3 separate regions of the Mus musculus genome follow, and regions 1 and 3 are each linked to region 2. The links are chromatin loops, found by intact Hi-C in ENCODE. Cell type or tissue: heart. All regions are shown on one strand. Region 1 has its middle 17 kb from the start of Ano6. Region 2 overlaps Ano6 (anoctamin 6). Region 3 overlaps Ano6 (anoctamin 6).

Evidence for each region. A loop is a pair of places that touch in the nucleus more often than their neighbours do. Peaks named below come from ENCODE experiments on the same cell type or tissue, not always from the same donor. Only the 100,000 strongest peaks of a DNase experiment are listed, where the experiment ranks them.
Region 1: it touches region 2 in a loop (4-fold over the local background); 8 of 42 quality-filtered maps call a loop at or near these places.
Region 3: it touches region 2 in a loop (1.9-fold over the local background); 5 of 42 quality-filtered maps call a loop at or near these places.

What each region holds. Positions count from the first base shown.
Region 1 is chr15:95,770,125-95,778,124 of GRCm38, forward strand. It overlaps the pseudogene Gm8849. Among named protein-coding and RNA genes, the nearest start is that of Ano6, 17 kb to the right of the region's middle. In heart, a CTCF peak has its summit at 3,542 (motif pointing right); a DNase peak (open chromatin) is centred at 3,568.
Region 2 is chr15:95,877,773-95,885,772 of GRCm38, forward strand. All of the region lies in intron 2 of Ano6 (anoctamin 6), which reads left to right. Among named protein-coding and RNA genes, the nearest start is that of Gm41389, 30 kb to the right of the region's middle. In heart, a CTCF peak has its summit at 3,770; a DNase peak (open chromatin) is centred at 3,019; H3K27ac peaks cover 3,824 bases.
Region 3 is chr15:95,939,278-95,947,277 of GRCm38, forward strand. Ano6 (anoctamin 6) reads left to right here. Exons shown (of 20, transcript NM_175344.4): 11 at 1,933-2,075; 12 at 4,121-4,198. Among named protein-coding and RNA genes, the nearest start is that of Gm41389, 31 kb to the left of the region's middle. In heart, a CTCF peak has its summit at 4,403; no DNase peak of the experiment used is centred here.

The DNA of each region.
Region 1 (8,000 bases), 110 kb before region 2:
AAGATACTCTCCCACAGATATGTCCAATAGATCAATCTGATCTAGACAGTCCCTCCCTGAGACTTGCTTTCCAGGTGATACCTAGATTATGTCAAGTTGTCCTTTAAAACGAACCCAGCTAGCATTAAGGTAAGCTTCAGATTTGATGAAGGAGCCATTGTCACAAAACGAGCAAGGAACTGGCACCAGGAAAAAACAACAACAACAAAAAAAAAAACAAAAAACCAATGCAGGACAACAGAACAGATGAAGAACTCACATAAGAACCAGGGGAGTTCCAGCCACACGGCCTCTGACAAAGATGCCAAAAATGCATGTTGTGATAAAAGACAGTGTCTTCAATAAATGGTGCTTGGAAAACCACAGGCAGGAAACTAGATACCTATTGCTTATCCTATACAAAACTCACTGAAAGATAACTCAGCGATTCAGGGTACTCACTGCTCTTGTAAAAGACTAAGGTCCAGTACCCAGGTTCCCTAAAGCAGCTCACACTGACTGTAACAGTTTCAAGGAATGTGATATCCACTGGTCTCTGAAGGCCCCTTGTGGTGTACATAAAAATCACACACACACACACACACACACAAACACACACACACACACACACACACACACACACGGAAGGAGGGAGGGAGGGAGAGAGAGAGAGAGAGAGAGATTTAAAATTTTTAAATGACTTTTAAAATAGACTCTACATAGATGAAAGCCTGTTTAATTACAGCTCTGAAATTAATAGAGGAAGAAGTAAGGAACACATTTTAAGATATTGACCTAAGCAAGCATTTTCGTAATAGAACTCAGCTGCACAGGTAATCAGCCCAGGAATTGGCAAATAAAATAACTCTTCTTTATTTCAAGGAAATAATGAACCGACTGGAGAGACCGAGGAAGTCTTTGTTAGCCATGTATCTCATGGAGGATTAATATCTAGACTACATAAAGATCTAAAATCAATCAATCAAACAAAAACAAATAACAATAGTTCAAATGATTCAGTCAGTAAATGGGCCAATCAAATGAGCTGACGGTTCTCAAAGGATGAAAAACAAATGACCGATAACCACATGAAAAAAAAAAAACCTCAACATCACCACCCATCAGAAAACTATAAATAAAAACTACATTGAAATCTCATTTTATCCCAGTCCGAATGGCAAGTTATTGAGAAAACTTATATCATGGCCAAGTTGGCTTAGTGGACCAGGGCACCTTTGACAAATCTGACAACTTGAGTTTGATCTCTGGAACCTACACAGTGGAAGGAGAAAACCAACTTCTGCAAGTGGTCCTCTGACCTCCACACCTATACCACAGCACACCTATACCACAGCACACCTGTACCATGGCACACCTGTACCATGGCACACCTATACCACAGCACACCTATACCACGGCACACCTGTACCATGGCACACAACGGCACTAAACTAGCAAATAAGCAATCATTGGAATGGAGACAGTAAGTACCAAGTAGGATAAAGACAAAAAGAAGCCAATCTATGTTATTGATGAGTGTAAGCTAGTCCAGCCACTACAGAATCAGTTTACAGGTCCCTTTAGAAACTATGAACAGACCTTCCGTGTAACCCAAGCAGGCTTGGTGTCACCCAACAGATCCAAATCAAATGCCACACTTGCATGTCAATGTTTATCACAACACATTTCACAGTAGTTAAGTTATAGAAGCAACCTGGGGCGGAGCAATCCCAGATGGAGAAGTAAAGGAAATATGGTATATACACACAGTAGGATTCTTTTTTCTTTTTCTCCCATAAAGAATAGAGCTATGTCATACCAAAAAAAAAAAAAAAAATGGATGTACCTATAGATAACCATAATGATTGAATTAAGCCAGTCTCAGAAAGATGGCTCAGGCCTCCAAAAGGTCCCTCATTGCCCAATTACCTGACTAACTCCACCATAGCATGCTAGGAACGTGAACAGCAGGCCCGGGATTACAGTGACCCTCTGGGGTACCTGCCGAGGGATGCTGTGTGCCTATTACTGTGGTGGCTCACAGAATCGAACAGCACTGTGTTGGAAGGTTGCGGTGTCAGTAGAATACAGAGACCGGAAGAGTACATTCTCTTAGCCTTCTTTCCCAGAAAAATGCCCAGCGAAACCATTAGGCTATCACGGCTGTCGTTATGATTAAAATAGAATGATATTTCAAATGCCGAGGATTAAAATCATTATGAGAATGAGGCCGTCATCAACAGTCGATTCTGGCCATTTTCCATTCTACAGACTCTGCTCCATTTAGCGGTTCTAGAAAGCTTTGTTCTTCTCATCAGATGGATGAGGAAGCTGCGGTCTGGGGAGCGTCCCATCTGTCCGAGTTTGCTTTCTATCACTGTGGTAAACAGCTCTACCCAAAGCAGCCAAGGACAGAGAAAAGCTTATTTACTTACTTCCGTGTCACAAGCCCATCAATGACGGAAGTCAGGGCAGGAACCTGGAGACAAGGATTGATGCAGAAGCCATGGAAGAGCGCTGCCTTGCTCACCATGGCTTGCTCCGCCTGCTTTCTTATACAACCCACGACCACCGGCCCAGGCGTGGCACCGCCCACAATGGGCTGGGCCCTTCCGTGTCAATCACCAATTTAAAAAGTGCTCCATAGACTTGCCTTCAGGCCAATTTGATGGAGTCATGTTCTTAGCTGAGGCTCCTTTTCCCTAACTTGAGTCACATTGTCTAAAAAAAAAAAAAAATCCTTACAAGCATTGAACACTTTCCTTGAGCCTTTTCACACCAAATAAGTGATATAACTGGTATTGAACTTCCGGTCACTTGACAACAGCATCTTATTTCCTAACTTACAATTCGGCTCCTGAGATCTCACTTCTCCAGTTACTGAGGCATGCCAAGAAAATCCTAGGTCCTGGATGCTCTAAATATACCCTACTTTCGTTTACCTTTCGGGCAGTCTTGGGTTATCTGGAAACAGATGCGGAGGCCACTCTTGGGCCACTTACATTTGTACCTCACTAAGCTCTGTAAGTAGCCCTTTAAGAGTCCAGCCCCCGCCTATAGAAGGGGAGAAGACAGAAAAGGGCTAAAGGTGGACCGGCCAATTGTGTTCTCACTGTAGCGCTGAGTACAGCTGAGAGACTTTGGAAATAATGAATAAAATTAAGCTCCAGGATTATAGTCTCCCTTACGTCTTCACTCATCTGGATATAATGCAATGAACTGGCCAATAGCCAAATCCCACTTACAATTGTAAGTATGAAAAGGGAAAACCTCGGATATTATACTTCTATTGCTTTAGATTGTCTTTCCTTTTTTTTTTTTTTTTTTTTTTTTTTTGCTAGATATCTAATTGCTATGAAACTAGTTTTCCAGATTCGGTTCATTCCTTTAGAAAAAATTTTGAAGTTGAGCTAATAAACTGATTTCCTGTCAAGTTTTTTTTTTAAGACATTCCTATAATTTTCCCATGGTGCTTTATTTTTTTAGACTTGTTTTATAGTATGCATATGAGTGTTTTGCCTGCGTGTATACATGGGCACAGCATGCATGCCATGCTCATGGCGGCCAGAAGAGGGCACCAGATTCGCTCTTGGAACTGGAGTTAGAAATGGTTGTGAATTGCCATGTGCATGCTGGAAATGGAACCTAGGGCCTCTCTGTAAGAGCAACAAGTGTGCTTAACTGCTGAGCTATATCTCCAGCCCTGAGAGTGCTTTTCTAGGATTTAAAAAAAATGCTAGCAATATTAATAAGCAAACGTTATACAAACGATAGTCTATTCTGTTTTTTATGCTTATTTCTAGAAAAAACTCACAACTCACAATTCCCCCTTAGTTGTTCTTTCCTGAGGTTACCAGCACTCTTTGAAGGACTCGCTCTCTAATTCCTAAGTCCCGTATCTTTAAGCGACTGGCATTTCTTCGCTCAATGAAATGCAGAGGAGTGTGGGTACAGGGACAGGGAAGGAAGAGTTAATTTCTACACTATGAAATACTCTGATTTTTAGAGCAAAGAAGAGAAGACCTAGAAATTAAATTTTAATAGACCTCTAGATTTGGGCAGCAATCAAAGGTTCTCTCTATAGTAACAATTACACACATCGCTGATCTGAGATCAAATATTTATGTCTTCCTCTCCCTGCTAGAGAAAATGCTAGCATTTTCCTGGCTACAGATATCACCAGGGTAATGCAATAGAGGGTCAAAGAGACGAAAGATGTCTTTCACGGTGCAGAAAGGAGTAGCGTGCCTGCCAACGATTGAGCACAACTGGAAATGAGTCAAAATGGGGACAAAGTACTGTGTTTGAGTAGATATTTTAGGCTATAATTCTAACTTCTACTGAAGCACTGTCTTGCCTATCAGCGAAACACATACAAAAGAAGATAAAGAAGTCTTGTGCCAACAGGAGACAAAAGCTCTTCCCACCTCTTCAGAGCACTTTCATTTTCAGGAGTGAACAGTTTGAATAAGACACTTCCATTATTCCTTAGGGGGCATGCAACCGTTTAAAAAAAAAAAAAAAAGGATGAAATACAGAATATACTTCCCCATGAAAAAATATTTCCATTGGAGTTTCTAATATAGAAACCAGTAACAGATTGAATTCTGCTTACACGGGATGCCACTAAACAGTGATAATGTCCCCTGCACCTTGGAGGACTGGGGCTTGCTTCTCCTGACCCACTCATACCACCACCAGCAGCAGCACACTGTCAGCTGCCACCGGCTGTAGCTTTGGTAGTAATAAAGTCTGTGCTCCGTATCTTTTTCGGAAATATTTATAGAGCTGCCTTTGGGGAACTTTGGACTTAATAACTCACCGTGCATTCACCTAGATTACCTATTCTACAAGACCTTTTCTTCTGTTTTGTTTCTTTTGTAATTTGATTTCAAAGAGTCTATAAAATTCTGCTAATTTTTATTTCTCAGTGAGCTCAAAATATACAACCCAGTTGGTCCAACCGTGGCCATGCCCACGTCTACACTTACTCTAGTAGGGGGATAGTGAAGCTCTCTTCTGTTTATCGGTGAGATTGGCTGCTGACTGTTGTAGAAAATATGTAATCTCAGTCAGAGGCTTCTACCCCACCTTTGGTTATTCGATTTCCAGATAAAAGACAAACACAACCTTTAATTTACAACATGCCTTTATCAGTACTAAAGCTGGCCAGATATCTACCTTCTATGCTATCAAAATCAATTTTCCTATCAATAACAGAGTTATGATTTACCATATTCCATCTGGGCTGCTCTCAACTCCAGTTGGCTAGCCCTCACAGCCATGGTACCCCATGGTGTCTTCTCCTCTCCCTACCTTCCTCTCTTTTCGTGGTCTCCTCAGACCCCAAGCCCAGGAACCCCAAACCCCACCCATGTCTCTTCAGCCTAGCTATTAGCTGTTGACATCTCTATTTAACCAATAGTTCTAGATTAAGGAGCAAGGCCACATTGTGCATGAAGATTCTCTCATTCCTGCAAGCAACCAGGCCTTGGGAGCCAGTATTCATCTTTACAGTATGTATCAAAAGAGCAAACCTCAGCAGCTAACCTAACTCTGCCTGCCGTTGGGCCTGGCTAACCTTCCAAGTGTCTGGCTGGCTATTAAGATGGGCTCTCTTACCAGAGTAGCCAACGTCTTGTGGAGCATCATGCCCAAGTTTTATTGTGACTACTGTGACACATATCTTACCCATGATTCTCCGTCTGTGAGGAAGGCACACTGCAGTGGTCGGAAACACAAAGAGAATGTGAAAGACTATTACCAGAAATGGATGGAAGAGCAGGCCCAGAGCCTGATTGACAAGACAACGGCTGCATTTCAACAAGGGAAGATCCCTCCCGCTCCGTTCTCTGCTCCTCCACCTGCAGGGGCCATGATCCCACCTCCCCCAGTCTCTCGGGCCCTCCTCAGCCTGCCACGATGCCTGCGTCCCACATGGGAGGCCCTCCCATGATGCCAATGATGGGCCCCCCTCCGCCCGGAATGATGCCCGTGGGACCAGCTCCTGGGATGAGACCACCCATGGGAGGCCACATGCCCATGATGCCCGGGCCTCCCATGATAAGACCTCCTGCCCGCCCTATGATGGTGCCCACCCGGCCTGGCATGACCCGGCCAGACAGATAAGAGCAGAAGCGCTCTTGATGGTTTTGTATTTCTTGTTCTGTTCCACCAGGAGCTCTTGGTGCTGAGCCCGAGTGTTTACTACATGCATGGAAAGGAAACTTCCCTTCCTAACTGAATATTTTTTGGAGGGAGAAATAATACAAAAAAGTGCAGTTTTCACTTATATTGTGAAATGTGAAAATAAAATCATCAGCTCTTTTAGTTAAAAAAAAAAAAGATGGGCTCTCTTAGTTATCACATTTTTTGTAGCAAGCTTATAATTTTCACTGTGGGCCTTTCCCCTTGCTAACTACAAAAAGCTCTCTTGCCTTAGAAATAGCAGATCAAAGAAAGACCAAAACTTAGGAGGACTAACGCCAAAACCCTGTAGCACACCATGTCCAGCATCACAGGTTTGTGGCACAATCATCTGGGTGACAATAGCACTGTCACTGCCACCCCTGGCATGCTCAACCTCTCTTCGGCCAGTTCTACCCCACCACACCTGCAGTTTTTCCTCACAGGCGTCCCACAGTCCTGGCATCTCCAATGCAGCTTAGGCCTCTGGGCTTCATATAATGGCTTCTTGGGACCTCCCTATAAAGAAGCACAGACCTGGCTGCGGGCTGCATAGCTGCAGAGGCTTTCTAGAAACATGGAGAAGTGATGGGAAATAGCTCCAGGGTTATACGGGAATGGGACCAGGCAGGAAGGGAGCCCGTGGCACTGGGGGTGGGCGAGCCTGTGGGCCGGGTGGCTGTGAAGTGCTTGTGAGTAGAGACTGGCATAACATGGACCTCAATATGCTGATGGGACCCAAAGGCGCATGTTAGTGGAAGAGCTACATGTCATTTTTGCTAGAGATAGGTGTAATTTTAATTTTTTTCAAATCCTATTTTTAATGATAGTTCTTAAACGCTTTAACCTCCCTTAAGGTCTATCACCCACCAGAGGGAGTGGGGGGAGGGTGAAGAATACGAACAAGGAAGCGGACCTGTTTAGAAAGGTTCTTTGGAGCAACTCTAGTTGTCTGAGGTGTCTGGAAATCAGCAGCTCAGTTCACAGGTCAACAGCAGCAGCTCGATCCACTCGAAGATATCTCACAGATACACCAGCAGTGCAGTTTGGTAGAGTCTGGATAGCAAACATGACTTGGCTTGAGTCAGCAGGAGGGACCAAGAGGAACACCAGGAGAAGTTCTCAGCTGTACCTCTCTCAGGAAAGCAAAGATCAGCAAAGACATGAGACCCACAAGCATTGCACAGCTAGCTGTACCAGCAAGCCGAGCTCTGTCTCTGTCACTCCGTAGAGTCCTACTTAGACCCTCCAAACATCATGTATCCTCCACGTGCCTTGCCTGCCTCAGCACAGGTCTAGCCTCATCGCATGCATCCAATCAGCCTGAATGGAAGTCACAAGAAACGGCAGCACAACAGAAGTTTTTTGGTGCATTTCTCTCTATGGAGCCCTGGCAAATGCAGCTCAACTATGCAATGTAAGACGGACCAATGCATGTGTGCTGTTAGCAGAGGATCTTTCATCACATGTCCTTTCATGTGCTCACTTTAGCAAAACATCCTCTCTCCTGTGTCTGCTTCAGCGAAATGTTCCTTCCCCTGTTTGCCCCAGCAAAACACCATCCAGCTGACTTTCCAAAGAACCCTTAAGTTTCCATGTCACATAAGGAGAACAACTCCTTTTTTGTAAGGGGGAACCAGTTTCCTGAGTCCCAGAGGTAGAACTGGGTTATGTCTGTTTGCCAGGATGTGGTTAAAGGAGTTTCTTCCAGACCTGACAATTCTGAATTCAGATAAGCCATCAATGAAGGTGAACTGTCATACTTGGTATGAAGATTGAGTAAGGAAATGTACACATTAGGCAGAGCCTGCCACCAAAGGGGTGCATGACGGATT
Region 2 (8,000 bases):
CATCTGCCCCATTGTAAAATGTCACAGGGTAAATGAGGAATTAATTTCAGTTGATTTATTTAATAATATTTACCCATTTAATGTTTCTGAAATTCTCTTGGGAAATAGCAATGAAAAGATGGCACAGTCTGTGTCCCCTTGGGGCATACGTTCTAGTGAGAGACAAGACATTGATTAAACCATTGCACAAATAGCTCAACCATTAGAATATGAGACATGACATTTAAGGAAAGGGAAGGTGCTCTGAGCTAGGGAACCTCAGCAGGCAGGCAAGGGAAAATCCCGACGCTTTACCATGGAAGGTAAAGGAGACCCTAGAAAATGGACCCACGACACAAAGATGAGGGGATTAAACACTGAAGCCCACTGTGAATGGGTGCAGCGCCATCAGCCTGAAATCTCAGCTGCACAGGAGGGTGTGAAGCAGGAGGATCTGGAGCTCAAGGCGGTCCCAAGTGTCACAGAAGGAGCCTCAGCCCCATCCCAAATGAGCAAACCAAAGACATAAAAATGTGAAGGAATGGAGAGAAACTGGGGGCTGCATCAAGATGGAGTTGCTGCTTGCCTACATCATCCACAGCAGTCTCCGCAAACCTGCAAGGTTAGATAGACTGTTGGTCCTGTCTTTTGGCAACTAAGTATAAGACTTTAAGCGAGTGGTTACATTAACTAATTTCACTGGAATATGTTACATCAAGTTAGTGCAACAAGTATCCATTGGATTGCTTTTCCCGGTGTTGCAGGTTCAGAGCAAAACAGACTTTTCCTTCTGGATTATGGTCCAATTAAAGTTACTGATAGTGTACCCACAAAGATCTATTATGTTACACATGTATGCCATTATATTATGGTACTTTATATCATGCAATATTAGAATTGTATAGAACTATAGCTCTCAACTTTAAAGTCTTAACATTTTACACTCAATAACATGGGCCTACATAATGTTCAGTACACTAGACCTTAAAACTGTGCACTAAAACTTAACACATTTAATAGTTTAAATATGACCAACAATAAACCAAAGAGTGCTAATTAAATTAATACTGAACCATGTTAATATACATTCGCATATATTAATCTAGAATATGCAGAAGAAATGACATTGTTTTATCTAATTTTTAGGTCTGTGCAAGAGTAGATAGCTGGATTTTCTTCTTTGCTTATGTCGTAGTAAATATTGGAGATTAGCAGCTCTTACAAAGGTTTACTTGTTTCCTTATGCAAAATGAGAGAAAAAAAAAAGGTCACATTTCCTAACATTACCTTCAGTCTCAACAAAAAGTCATTATTAGGAAGCAACTGGTCAGTCAGGATGCAAACAAGTGTGCTGCGTTCTTATACTTGCTTGAAGTTTTAGGATATAGTCATTAATGGCAAGTATGTTTTCTCAACAGTATCTGTCAGCTACCTAAGTCTCTATAATTATATTTTAGTCAATTTCAGTGGCATAGAAAGAACCCTTCCTGGTGCACAGGGATATTTGAGGTCACAGTTCAGAAGCGCTTTTCCCAGGGACTTCGGGGAACTCTGATGTGGAGATAGAGAACAGTGCTTTACGAGAACTTCTGTCTTTACACAGCATGTTAAAGAGCTGGGAGGTGAGTGTGCCAGGTGGTGAGGCTCTGCAGGAAGGGGAGAGTGTGGCTAGGGACTGATTGCAAGCGCAGTGGGGTCACTGTGTTCAGCAAAGCAGTGGTCTTCACCCTTCATTTTTGTCTTAGTCAGGGCTTCTATTCCTGCACAAACATCATGACCAAGAAGCAAGTTGGGGAGGAAAGGGTTTATTCAGCTTACTCTTCCACATTGCTGTTCATCACCAAAGGAAGTCAGGACTGGAACTCAAGCAGGTCAGAAAGCAGGAACTGATGCAGAGGCCATAGAGGGATGTTACTTACTGGCTTGCTTCCCCTGGCTTGCTCAGCCTGCTCTCTTATAGAACCCAAGACTACCAGCCCAGAGATGGTCCCACCCACAAGGGGCCTTTCCCCCTTGATCACTAATTGAGAAAATGCCTTACAGTTGGATCTCATGGAGGCATTTCTTCAATTGAAGCTCCTTTCTCTGTGATAAGTTGACACAAAACTAGCCAGTATGATTTTGTTTTAAACCCTTTTTATTTTATAGATATGGGTATTTTGCCTGCATGTATGTCTATACTACAAGCGTGTGTGGTGGAAGAGGAGGGTATGGGATCCTCTGCAACCACAGATGCAGAGGTTGTAAGCCGCTATGTGGGTGCCGGGACTCAAACCCAGGTCCTCTAGGAAGAGTAACCAGCACTCCTAACTACCGAGCCATCTCTTCAGCCCACCTCCATCACTCTTAATCACTGACCTGCAGATGTTAACACTAGAAAGATAAACACCATCTTCTAAGTTATGGAAATGTTCTTGGCCTTTCAGAGACCCTCCCCCAAAGGGTCAGGAGTCTTCAGAGGTGTGTACAGCACGTATGTACTGACTTAGAAAACAAAGCCGAACTAGAATTTGCATAGGTGGTTAGAGAAGGATGGGGGGAGATTACAAGAGCAAGAAGATGGCAGTCAAAACCCTGGTTAGAAAAAGTAAGGTCAGACTGGATAGTTAGAATAGGGAATAACGTGTTTATAATCTGTAGGTTATAGTCAGATCAAGAGCCGTGTTACGTACCCAGCAGGGACGCCCAGGCTTTCCGTGAAATCACTGGGAGCAGCTGAAGGGTTTTGTCTCGTGTGGGACTTGAGCATGTTTGTTTAGAAGTGTTAGTATGGGGTGAACTGGAGAGCAGTGAGTATGTAGTGTGACTTGTGATTCAGCCACTGAGAGCCCAGCACAGGGTGGGTGATACCCCAAGGGTCCTGAGGGTTGGGGAGACAGCTTTAGAAGGAAACTTGAGATGAAACTGGAGCCAGAAAGGTCAGAGGTTATCTGCACTGTATTTTATCTCCCCAGTCCCTCCTAAGGGCATTGTTAGAGAAACAGACACAATCTGGGCGTTTCTGTAAAAGGTCCCCATAATGACTTTGTCCTCCCAGATGACTGAGAATGCTTCCTTCTGATAACGCATTTCCTCTTCATGCTCCTGCCAGAGGCTTCCAGCCAGTGTTCATTACTAGGGTCCAACAGTTGAAGTTGTCCCAGTGGCTAGCACATTTTCTTCCACCCGCCTTCTCTGGCCCAACCTTTTATCTTTATTGACTGTTCATTATTGTTCCTGCACTCACTCTCCGTGACAATGACATGCCTTCTTTTAGCGGGTTGCTCCTGCCGGGCAGCACAGCAGTTCAGGGTTCATACTGCTTTTGCAGAGCTCTTGGGCTCCTTTCCAGAGCCCATGTCAAGTGGCTCGCACTCCCTCTAACTCCAGCCTCAGGAAAGCCGGTGACCACTTCCGGCCGGCCTCCTAGAACCCTGAACGTACATGTAGAAACCTACACTCAGGTGCACGTGCATTTACATAATAAAGAATAAATCTTTTTTTTTTAAAGTGTTTTTGAAATATACCGAATGGAAGGGCAGAGTACAGTTTAGTGGTAACCTTTATAGCCTTAGCATACTTTCTTTATTTGGGGAACAGGACCTTCCACTTTAGTACTTTATTTATTTATGGAACGGGACCTTCTTCCACTTTAGTTCTATTTTCCTCAAACTGAAGACAACTAACGTGTCTGATACCACATACTAAAACACCAAGGCTCAGTTTCATAGAAATTCATCAAATTTAACCTGGATTCTACTTCAAAGTCAGCTAGAAGCAGTGAATGATAGAGTGTTACAGTGCCCACTAAAGGCAGCTCATAGCTAGGAAAGGCATGAGAGAGAGAGAGACAGAGAGAGAGAAAGAGAGAGACAGAGACAGACAGAGAGACAGATGGAGAGAGGGGAGAGGGGTGGTAGGTATGAACACCCAGGGATGACAAGGTTCAGGAAAGGACACATTTAAGTAGAGAGCACCGATGGGTCTCCCTTACTGACCTTTGTCTGTACCCCAGACTTTAGGCTGATTGTCTCAGCAGAGAACACGGTCTTTTCGCCATGGCGCTAATCCTGAAAGGATAACATGCATACACCAAGGCATGTGACTGATTGTCTGCAATAGAGTTGGGATTTGAGCCTAGATCTCCTGGACCCCAAAGTCCTCATTCTTTTTTCTCCTTTTGGCTTCCTAAGTAACAGTATGCAATATCTTGTTTTAAGATACCAAAAATGCCATATACTGTGAGAAATATTCAGGCATAAAAGCTTAGCCACTTTTAAGAATGTGTGTGTATATGTATATATGAATATGCATATATATGTGTGTATATAAACATACATATTCATGTGTCTGTTTATGTGCACATATGTATATATGTTTATGCATGCATGTGTGTATATATGTATATTCATACATATGTATATATATGCATATGCATACATATATGTGTATATATGCATGTATTATATATATATATATATATATATACACACACACACACACATGAATGCACACATACATATACATACACACACATATATACACAACTCCTAGCCATCTAGCCAATCAGCTGCCTTTAGTGGGTACTGTAATACCTTATCATTGACTGTTTCTAGCTGACTTTGAAGTAGAAGCCAGGTTGAATTTATTGAATTCCTATAAAACTGAGCCTTGGTACATTAGTGTGAGATATCAGACACTCCTCAGCTCTTGTCAACATATACACACATAAACATATATATTTAAATATATACACACATACGTATGCATGTGTATCTTTCTGTGTGGGTGTATGTGCATGTGAAATCAGGTGCCCAGAGAAGCCGGAAGGCATTGGGTCCCCTGGAACAGCATTTACAGATGTTTGTGAGCTGCCTGATGTGGATGCTGCCAACTGACCTGTCATTTGCAAGAGCAGCAAGTGCGTTGAACTCTGGCTGTCTCCCTGGCTCTATTGTGAGCTTGTTCCTTTGGAGCATTTAATTCATAGACCATTTCTAACAACTGAGTGAGGTTTTATGAACTCTCATTTTTATTCTTCCCTGTGATGCATTTTAAATGCTTTCCTGCCATTGTCATAAATGAGTCGTTGGGACTGGGTGTTGTGGATCCCATCCCTGCACAACCAGCAGCACTTCTAAGACGGCCTGAGTCGAAGGGGGAAAGCAGTATCTCTATGAGTCTGACAAATACAGAGATGGATGCTTGCAGCCAACCATTGGACTGAGCACAGGGGTGGGGGGGTGCTCCAATGGAAGAGTTAGGGGAAGGACTGAAGGAGCTGAAGGGGTTTGCAACCCCATAGGAAGAACAACAATATCAACCAACTAGACCCCCCCCCACCCCCCAGAGCTCCCAGGGACTAAACTTTCAACCAAAGAGTACACATGGAGGGATCCATGGCTCCAGCTGCGTATGTAGCAGAGGATGGCCTTGCTGAGTATCAATGGGAGAAGAGGCCCTTGGTCCTGTGAAGGCTCCATGACCCAGTGTAGGGGAATGTGAGGGTGGGGAGGTGGGAGTGGGTGGTAGCGGGTGGGAGAACACCCTCATAGAAGCAGGGAGGGGGATGGGATGGGGATTCCTGGGGATGAAACCAGGAAAGGGGATAACATTTGAAATATAAATAAAGAAATATCCAATTAAAAAAAATCGCCCAATGTATGCTGACCTACATGGCCCTCTGTTTCCTGAGACTCTAGGTTTTCCTTCCTGTTGATTTCAATGAAATTAAAAATATCAGTTTCCACAGTAAAGGTCAATGGCTTGAGAGGAGCGTGGGGCTTAGAAAAACTGAGGGAGAGCACCCCTGCTGAGTACCCTGAGCAGATGAAGAGCACCATAGATATCTTACCACGTCAAGAAAACCCTTAGGTGACTGCCAATCTCATGTCACCAGGGGTGTGACCTTAGGTGACTGCCAATCTCACGTCACCAGGGGTGTGAAAGACTGCAACCTTGAGGGAGTCTGTGGAAGAAGAATTGCACAGGAGGGAAGATCTGAAGACTTGCTGTGTTCCACCATACCCACAGCCGTGCTCTGCTTAGCTCACAGTCGGTCTGGATAGCTGTATCAGGAAGAGCACAGTCAGTCTCTGGATAGCTGTATCAGGAAGCTGGAAGTCTAGATAACTGACTCAGCAAACTGCAGCGTTCATCCTGAGCTGAGGAACCTGTTGGCCAGCGCCTCTTTATTTAGAAACAAAACAGAGACTATTGACTTGGGAGCACTGACTTGAACAATGGAGCAAAGGGGGTGTCTTAGTCAGGGTTTCTATTCCTGCACAGACATCATGACCAAGAAGCAAGTTGGGGAGGAAAGGGTTTATTCGGCTTACACTTCCATACTGCTGTTCATCACCAAAGGATGCAGGACTGGAACTCAAGCAGGTCAGAAAGCAGGAGCTGATGCAGAGGCCATGGAGGGATGTTCTTTACCGGCTTGCGCAGCCTGCTCTCTTATAAAACCCAAGACTACCAGCCCAGAGATGGTCCCACCCACAAGGGGCCTTTCCTCCTTGATCACTAATTGAGAAAATGCCTTACAGTTGGATCTCATGGAGGCATTTCCTCAACTGAAGCTCCCTTCTCTGTGATAACTCCAGCTGTGTCAAGTTGACACAAAACTGGCCAGTACAGGGGGGCAGTTTGCAGGTATGAGTTTGATGAATGGGACCTATGGGGTTTAAGATATAACAAATTAGATATGTTAAAAGTAGTTGAGATATCACTAACTAAGAAGGAAAACACAGGTGGGTGGGGAAAAATATAGAGTTACAAAGTAACATTGAAATTATTGTACTGAAGACCAAGAATCCTACGACTTAGCTTACAGGTAGGGCACCATGAAAATGCACCAAGACACCAGGAACTGGTGAGCATTGTTTGGGTTCCAGCTGATTCTGGAATATAAGGTGGGGAGCTTTTTCTTAAATGTTCAAAAGTGTAATGTAGGGACAACCATCTTGTTTGTGGTGGAAACCCCACAGCATCCTTCTGAATATGGTGTAGACTAAGATTTCAGATGGAGTCAAGGTTTTATGCCAGCGGATGGACAATGAACCCAGACATACTGACCTGGGCGTCTGAGACCTCAGGAGGCCAGCCTCCAGGAGGACAGTCCTTCTCTCTCACAGCTTGGATTGTACCAGTCATCTTCAGCTGGATGCTGCCTCGTATCTAGAGGGCAGTATGTTGGAAACTCCTTGTAGACACACACTCTCTCTCTGTCTCTCTGTCTCTCTCTCTCTGTCTCTCTCTCTCTCTCTCTCTCTCTCACACACACACACACACACACACACACAGCTCTTTTGCTCACACTGCCACTGACAGCTGAAAATAAACAGATACTGGTTTATTCTAGAAAAGGAAATTATACAAGAGCTTCCTCGGGCACTTTCACTTTTCCTTCTCATCGTTTGATGTTTCTTTGCTGTTTTATTTCTTGTTTTGAAGACTAAACTGAGATTCCCCCCACCCAACACCCCAAAGGTGGAAAGCCCATAGGAAAACAGGAAATTAAAAAGAACGAAGTTGTGCTGATGAAATTGGTCACACTGAAGCCCCCAGGGCTTACGAGAAGGCTGTGAGGGTAGCTCCCCGCCCAGCAGGATGGCACCTGACTGGAGTCTCCCATAAGACTCCATTTATTTCCATAGCTAGTTAATTCTCTATGTGTGGTGCTTTGGGTGGGACCCAGGGCGGGGCTAGTAACACTGAGTCATCTCCAGGCCTAATGGATTCCTTTTAAGGAGATTTTATTTCAAAGGTCTGTCTTCATTATGCCTTCCAGTCTAGTTCAGAAAATTTAAGGATATCTAAAATTGTGCAAGAATGCCACTAGACAAAAGAACTGAGCCCTTGTCGTGAGCTGGAGGGAAATGGTAACAGTGATGCTGGCAAACGCACACGCCAGATCAGGAGGCCGTGGCATGTAAGAAGACATTGTAATGATACAGTCCGCTATTTACAGGCGACCACATCTGTGCCTTGTAAGAAATAGCTGAAAATAGCAAGTTCTGCCACTTGGGGGAAAATGTGGA
Region 3 (8,000 bases), 62 kb after region 2:
CTCTAGACTAGACACCTGCCCACGGGCACCTATTATCACTTACTGTCTTAGTTACTTTTCTATTGCTGTGATAAAACACCATGACGGAGGCAACTTACGAAAGTGTTTACTTGCGCTCACTGTTTCAGAGGGTTAAGGTGGCAAGGCATATTGATGGCGAGCGGTAGGCATGTTGGCTGGAGGAGCAGCTGTGAGCTCACATCTTGATACGGGAATAGGAAGCAGAGAGAGAGAGAGAGAGAGAGAGAGAGAGAGAGAGAGAGAGAGAGAGAGAACAGAGCTTACTGGGACTGGCATTGGCTTTTGACACACCAAAGCTTGCTCCAGTGACACACCTCCTCTAATAAGGCCACACCTCCTAATCCTTCCCAAACAGTTCCACCAAGTAGGCAACAACTATTCAAATGTACGAGCCTGGGGGATCATTCTCATTCAACACCCGCACAGACCCAGTGTCGTCTTTCCCGTGTGCCCCTACACTACACTAGGATCAAGGACTCTGCTCAAAGCAGAAGCCTGGCCTGCATTGTCCTCTTCCAGCCCCTTCATTACACCTTGCATCTATCCTGTCAGCTTCAACGTCCTTCACACGTGCATCCTTATCTGGTGTTACCTACAATGTAGGTCCCCCTGTGCCTGTGTTCACGCAAGACCACCACCAGTGCCCCCTCCCATCCTTTGTTAAACTCCTGGCTCCTTTTGGGGTCTATACTATTCTTTGTAAGGCGCCCTCCTGCGTATCTGTCACTTGGCTGGCCCATCTTCCTCATCTTAACGCTGCAGTCAGAGCCTGGCTGGAAAGCACCTGGTGTCCTGGCCTCCTTGACGTGGGCAGCTCGATGAGGAAGATAAACCTTACACCTGCCATCTTCCTCCCTGACCTGATCATGTCAGTCATCCCAAGACCTCCATGGCCCCCTCCTCTGGAAGTCTGTCCCTGGAGGTCTGGAAGTCTACTGTAGTGTTTTCAACCTTCCAGATGCTGCGACCCTTATACCATAAAATTATCTTGTTGCTATCTCATAATTTTGCTACTGTTATGAATTGTAATGTAAGTATCTGATGTGCCAGATATCTGATATGGGACCCCTGCAGGGGTGTGACCCCCAGGCTGAGAGCCACTGGTCTGTTGGCCAAGTCTAGCACCATCTGCTCTTGCTTGCTCTGCTGTGCCTCCCATCTCCATGCATCACATCGAAGTCCCTTTTTCTCTTTCTTGTTCTCAGCCTGTAGTGGACACGTGAACAGTCATTGTGAACAGAACCATGGTAATGTCAGAATGTTTATGTGAGAAAGGCTAGAGACAGTGCACTAATAAAAGGGCCTAGGAAACTGACCTGGAAGCCATATCTCCATTTAATGTTTGACAGTTTTAGGGTTTTTTTTTTAATTAGATATTGAAAAATAAAGATGCCTAATTGCTTCATGTTTGTACAAAATTGAGAAAGAGATTGGTTTTCCATGTAAAAATATTGTTTTAGCTCATTTAGAGGGCACTAGAATGTTCTTTCTAGCCCAGTCCCAGGGGGAGGGAGGAAGAGGAGTGCGGAGGACATAAGGAAGGGCTGAGCCATGGACCAAGCTTGAGTAGGGGATTACTTGTGTGTTCAGTTGACGAAGTGTGGGTTGCAAGCTTTGTGTCTGACTTACACACTTGCCTTCTGACCCTCCCTGTGGCAAGCTTTGTGTCTGACTTACACACTTGCCTTCTGACCCTCCCTGTGGCCCGACTCAGAACATCATGTTTTACAGTGTTTGCAAATTACTAACATTTTCATTTAAAGAAAAAAAGAAAGAAAAGCACTTCCTGCCTTTTAAATGTTAGCATCTCCTATAAATAGACTGCACTCAGCACAATGAGGAGTGGTAATTCCCAGCATGGAGTCTGACACCAACCTTAAAGAGCCACACTGTCCTCTTCTCTCCTGTCAGTTACATTGTTTTTGGAGTTTTGGAAGCGGCGCCAGGCAGAGCTCGAATATGAATGGGACACCGTTGAGCTACAGCAAGAGGAACAGGCCCGGCCAGAGTATGAGGCCCAGTGCAATCACGTGGTGATAAACGAGATCACTCAGGTACGTGTCTGTTCTGCTGCAGTGCAGTGCTCTCCTATCCCTGCAGGTTCTCAGCAAGGGGATGCAGTGCAGTGCTCTCCTTACAGGTTCTTAGCATAATGATGCAGTGCACTGCACTCCCTACAGGTTCTCAGCAAGGTGGTGCAGTGCAGTGCTCTCTCTGCAGTGGTTCACAATGTGATCCACCAGGCCATCATGGGGCTTGAACAGTGTAGGTGCCTGAGCCCATCATGGCACCATTGAGGTGCTGAGTATCCCAGATGTGTCTGGACACTGCTTAGGACAGTGTATGTAGAAGACCACTGTGGTCCCTCTCTTACAGTAACAGTAAAATGGGTATATTTTAGAGAGTGAAAGGGGCGTGGTTGTTTAAGGAAGCCATGTTGGCATGTACAGATGAGTCTCAGTCATCACAGGCAGCTTCCTTACAGCCAGTTATCATCCTAGGCTAGCCCAGCTGCCCTTCTGTCTTGTGCTCAGCCTCAGTCACTGGCCCAGGTTTTGGTTGGGCTGTACACAAAATAATCCTGTGACTCTTATCCTAAAGTCATAAGGGGTTGAAGGACGGGAATGCCTATGGCCCTACTGTGTACCAGCACTGTGTGTGGCATCTGTCACTGGAAGAGTCTGCCTGTTGTCACTACTGCTGCCAAAAGAAGAAATCTCCCCCTACCATCCCCAAACCCCCAATAGGTGATTTCTGGATGTTTGCAGTATTTCTGTCAACAGAGCTGTTCTTAGTCATCAGTGTGGGAATCTGTTCCCACAGAAGGTTTTGAATAGGAGCCACCACTCCTGGAAGGAAAATTCTTTTACCAAGTGTCTGAAATGTCCCCAACTGTAGTTTTCTAAGTCAGTACCCTCCAGATTTTCAGACTGTGGGTGCTATAAGGGATGGGGAACACCTGAGCATCCTCATCTTATAAATAGCATAGCAGGTAACATTTGGGATGCAGGAAGCCCCCATCCTGAATAATGACTGCTGTGTGCTAGAGAGGACAGGGCAGGACCTAGGATATTCCAGTATGAAAGCTGTAACTCACGCAATGACAAAGCCTCCAGAGAACCAGAGGGGAGATGGTCCGGCCATTTAAAATGGTCAGCTAATGAAATAACCCCCACCCCCACCCCACCCCCACCCCCACCCCCACCCCCACCCCACCCCGTGAAATGCTGTTTGATAAAATTTCCAAATGAAATTTCACTGTTCTTTATTCCTTGTTCTTCCTCTGTTGCCTTGTGCATCCTCCTGGGTTAGAGAGCAGAGTCCTGCGCTGCTGACACTGCAAGCTGAGGCTCAGGTCCTAACCCAGCAGCTTATGGACGGACTGATCCCAGATCTGCGCCTCAGTCCCCTCATCCATAAAATGGACGTGATAGAGTGTCAGTGCTGCTATATTGAGGATTGGGGAGAGGGGTGCATCTGAAGGTCACTTCGGGTACCTGGCACAGAGTGAGCACCAGCTAAGGTACACACCTGGTGCTACACCTCTGGCTATTCTTCTGAGGAAATCAGGAAGAGTCTTGTCTTTCTCTCTTGGTAAATTATAAGATGGAAACTCTCCAGAAGTTCATTGTTATACCACACTAATATATAAAATTTGAGCAGGGCATGGTGGTGCACGCCTTTAATCCCAGCACTTGGGAGCCAGAGGCAGGCAGATTTCTGAGTTCGAGGCCAGCCTGGTCTACAAAGTGAGATCCAAGATTGACAAGGCTACACAGAGAAACCCTGTCTCGAAAAACCATAAAAAACAACAAAACAAACAAACAAACAAAAAAAAAACCTTGACCAGAACCCATGGCTCTGATGGCTGAGAGCCTTTGCCAGGTGAGTAAAAATCCACCACCAAAACAAGCCAACCCTGAACAAGACCTCTCTGTGTCTATCTGAGATTACTAACTAACTAAGAGGTCACAAGTGAGAACAGTATGCCAGCAAGCTGGGGTTGGTTTGTTTTTAAGTCTAAGATCTGTTGATGCACCCCGAGATGTCAGCAGCTGTGTTGGTGCTGCTCCCTTGACCAGCCATTTCTGTTCACCAGGAGGAGGAGCGCATCCCATTTACCACCTGTGGGAAGTGCATCCGGGTCACGCTGTGTGCGAGCGCCGTCTTCTTCTGGGTAAGATGTCTCGAGCCTCTGTTTGAGTAACTGTTTAACTTTCTTTTTATTACATGACACTTTTTTTTTTTTTTTTTTTTTTTTACTATTTCCTTTAAAATATTGAGGGAAGTGCCAGGCAGGTATGGTGCCTACATGGTCTCCTCTAGAAAGGTGTAGTTGCTGCATGGTCCCAGAGAGAGATGGCGCTAGAGCACTCCCTGGCTGTCACGTGGAGTATTGCCAGGTCAGGGTTCCTTCTCCATTGTCCACTGTGGCTCTTCTGTTCCTTCACTCAATTCCTGTCAGCAGATCAGGGGTTTCCGGCAATTACTGAAGAGCCCAAGTAGGAGGCAGTGAGAACTCTAAGAAATTGCAGCAGCAACAACTAAATGTTAATTAGTTAATGTTTAAATCTTAGGAATTACCATACCAAAAAGATAAGCCAAAGAAGAAGGGATAAGGGCTGGTGAGATGGCTCAGTGGGTAAGAGCACCCGACTGCTCTTCCAAAGGTCAGGAGTTCAAATCCCAGCAACCACATGGTGGCTCACAACCATCTGTAATGAGATCTGACATCCTCTTCTGGAATGTCTGAGGACAGCTACAGTGTACTTACATATAATAAATAAATCTTTAAAAAAAAAAAAAAAAGAAGAAGAAGGGATAAAAACTAAAGAAAAGAAAAGAGGTTTTAAAATCTCATTTTAGACGAGAAAAAAAATTGCTAAATCCATCAGACTTTACAAACTAGCTCTGTTTGTTATTAATAAAAGCATATTAGCTCAATAGTGGTGGCGTACACCTTTAATCCCAGTATCCGGGAGGCAGAGACAGGTAGATCACTGTGAGTTCAAGGCCAGCCTGGTCCACAGAGCAAGTTCTAGGACAGCTAGGAATAAACGAAGAGAAACCCTATCTCAAAAACAAAACAAGCTAACTAAACTATTAGTAGTACAATTTAATGACAGTTTTGTTTGGCTTAGGATTAAAGAGATTAAAGAATGTGACGTGGCAGCCGGATCCAGGCTCTGAGGCAGGGATTTAATGCATGAGGAATGAAGACTCGTAGCTCCAGAGTGAGTTAATGAACACTGGAAACACCTGCTAGTTGCTGAGGCAAGGAAGGCAACCACTTGGGATGGCATGCCGTAACAAATGCCAAAATACCTTAAACCACAAGCCATCAATTAGAAACAAAACTGAGTGAAGGTACTTTCTGGGTCTAAAGCGACTTTTCTAAACTCCACTAGCAGCGGAAGGCATTTAAGAAAAGTCAGATTTTGACACACTGGATATAAACGAAATACCCGAAGACATATAAACACACGGGAGGTGACACAAGGCTGATACCTTAGGATGGAGTCCCCACAGCTGCAGGAGCTCAGTAGCAGGTGACAGCACACGTATGCACCAACCGAGAAAAATACAGTGGCCCATATAGGAGCGCATCCTGAACCTGGTAGGATGAGATCCGTGCTCATTGCACATTCTGCTCTCTGCCTCTCGGGGGCGCCATGTCGAGGTGACGGGCTGCCTTGTCAGCCTCTCCCACTAGAGCAGGTGATTTTGTTTCTCAGTCTTTCCTAGAAAGCAGGTGGCTCAGAAAGATGTGTGTGTGTGTGTGTGTGTGTGTGTGTGTGTGTTAGCTTACTTTAGCTTTTACAGACTGTCCATCAAGAACCACCTCAAAGTCCGGAGTGGCCGCACTGATCTGTCATGTCAGTTTTCACAGATCCAAGACAGGATGGCTAATCCGAAGTCATCTTGGGCCACACAGCAAGATCTTGTCATGGAAGGGATAGGTGTTATGGAGAGGCGAGAATATTTTCACAGACATTATCACATTTTATAACACAGGTGCTCACACATAGGCCTATACACACTTGAACACCACAGCCTAAAATGGCTTACTTCAGACTCAGCCAGACAGTGGAAGGCTGCATTTCCATAAAAAGAGTTTGCTCATGGAATATCCATGATGTGTGATATTCCTAAGGTTTATGATGAATTCAAGGGAAAGAAAGATACAAATGATACAAAAGGTGGCTTTTAATGTGCAAATAAGGCATAATTCTGAAATAATTTTGCTTTTCATAGTTATCTTACCTATTTTCTTGAAAGTACTTTTTATAATTAAAAGGTTTGTTTTTGGTTTTGATTGGAGGTGATAAAGCCAATTTCCCTTTAGTGTATATGATAGTGACGTTGGGTTTCTCAGTTTCTGAAAGTCTGGGTATAATTTTGGTGAGGTCTGGTAACTACAACTTAATTATCCAGTAGGTACCCAGTCGGCTGAGGGTTTAGAGAGGTTGACTCTACAGAGGAAAGGCCAGCTTCTCTCCTCGAGGGGGAAGGGATCTATGTCAGTCCACTGTGGAGCTCTGTACAGTGATCTGAAATATGTCAGAGTCCGAAAAAGATAAACCTGAGGGGTGAGTGTGCCCTGCTCCAAGAAGACCAAGCAAACCCAGCAAAGTCATGGAGCCCTAGCAGGTTTTATAACAGCCCTGGAAGGTACCAGCATTTGTTACCCAAGCCAAGGGCGGGGCAGGCCAGTGGGAAGCAGAGCTTTGGAGGTCTGTGTCTGACTCCCACGCTTCCCCCTCCTGTGGGCTTAATCTAGAACAAATTTTTACTCTTTCAGCCTGTGTGGCATCTCAGGCTTCTAACCCTGCCTACAGGGTACAGACTAATTAGACAATCCACCGGCAAAAGAGTGTCGAGGTTGGCAGTGAGGGCTCACTCCAAGGGTGCTCTGGTGATGAATAATTACAAAAGTAACTGGGGGTAGGGAGTGGGGAATTATTAGCAAGGTTTTTATTAAATGGCCTGTTTGGGAAAAAGGCAGTGACTTCTTCCATCAGCATAATACAATTTTTCTCAGCCTTAGTTAATTTACACATGTGCACACACACACGCACACGCACACACACACACACACAGATCCTTTTCATTTCACAAGACTTAACTGTGAAAGAGGAAAGGAGATAATGAGCGAGAATACAGGGAAATACAATGCCTTCTCTGTATGCAGATGGCACAGCAAGGAAGGAAACGTCTTTTTTAACACTTTGTTTGCCATGGTCATAGCGAATACTACCCAGTGCTAGTCCTAGGCCTTAGAGGAGTATTCTGCCCATTGTATGGGGAGTGTGAAGCCAGGGGAGTGGGGAGGGGGGTTAACATGTTCAGGGGTCCGCAGCCAGCGGCAGAGCTGGGGTTCCCATGCAGGGATCTGTAGCTCCTCTTCCCTATAAGTTGACGTAGGGTGTGCCTTGCTAGGTTCTGGAGTTCTTGGTCTCTGTAGCTCCCCGCACCCCCACCTTGGCTGTCATCATGAGCAATGAGACAGAGCCCACGGTACTAAAGTATATCCAAGGAAGAAACCACAGGGACAAATGGTTTAAAACGGCCTCTCCGACGGTGTTTAAACCAGTGCTTCTCAACCTTCCCCATCCTGTGAACCTTTGATACAGTTAGTCCCTTGTGCTGTGGTGCCTCCTGACCATAAACTGGCCAGAGGAAGCAAACCCGTTTACTGAGAAAGTACCATCATGTGTAGGCTCTGTTGAGGGCACCCTGGTGATCCTGGGAAGTGGGATTCAGAAGTGCAGCAGGTCCACAGAGCGGAGCTCCTGGGGATGCAGGTGCGCATGACAGCTCAGGGACTCCTGAGTGTGAAACCAGGAGAAGCCCTTAAAGCAGAGAGCTGCTGCCAATACCAGCTACCCGGTACCTCGGCTGGTGCTCCAGTCAGACCCTGCTGCTCCCGTGGTAAAGGCAAAGCCAGCCCCCATGGACTGTTCGTAACTGGTTCTCTG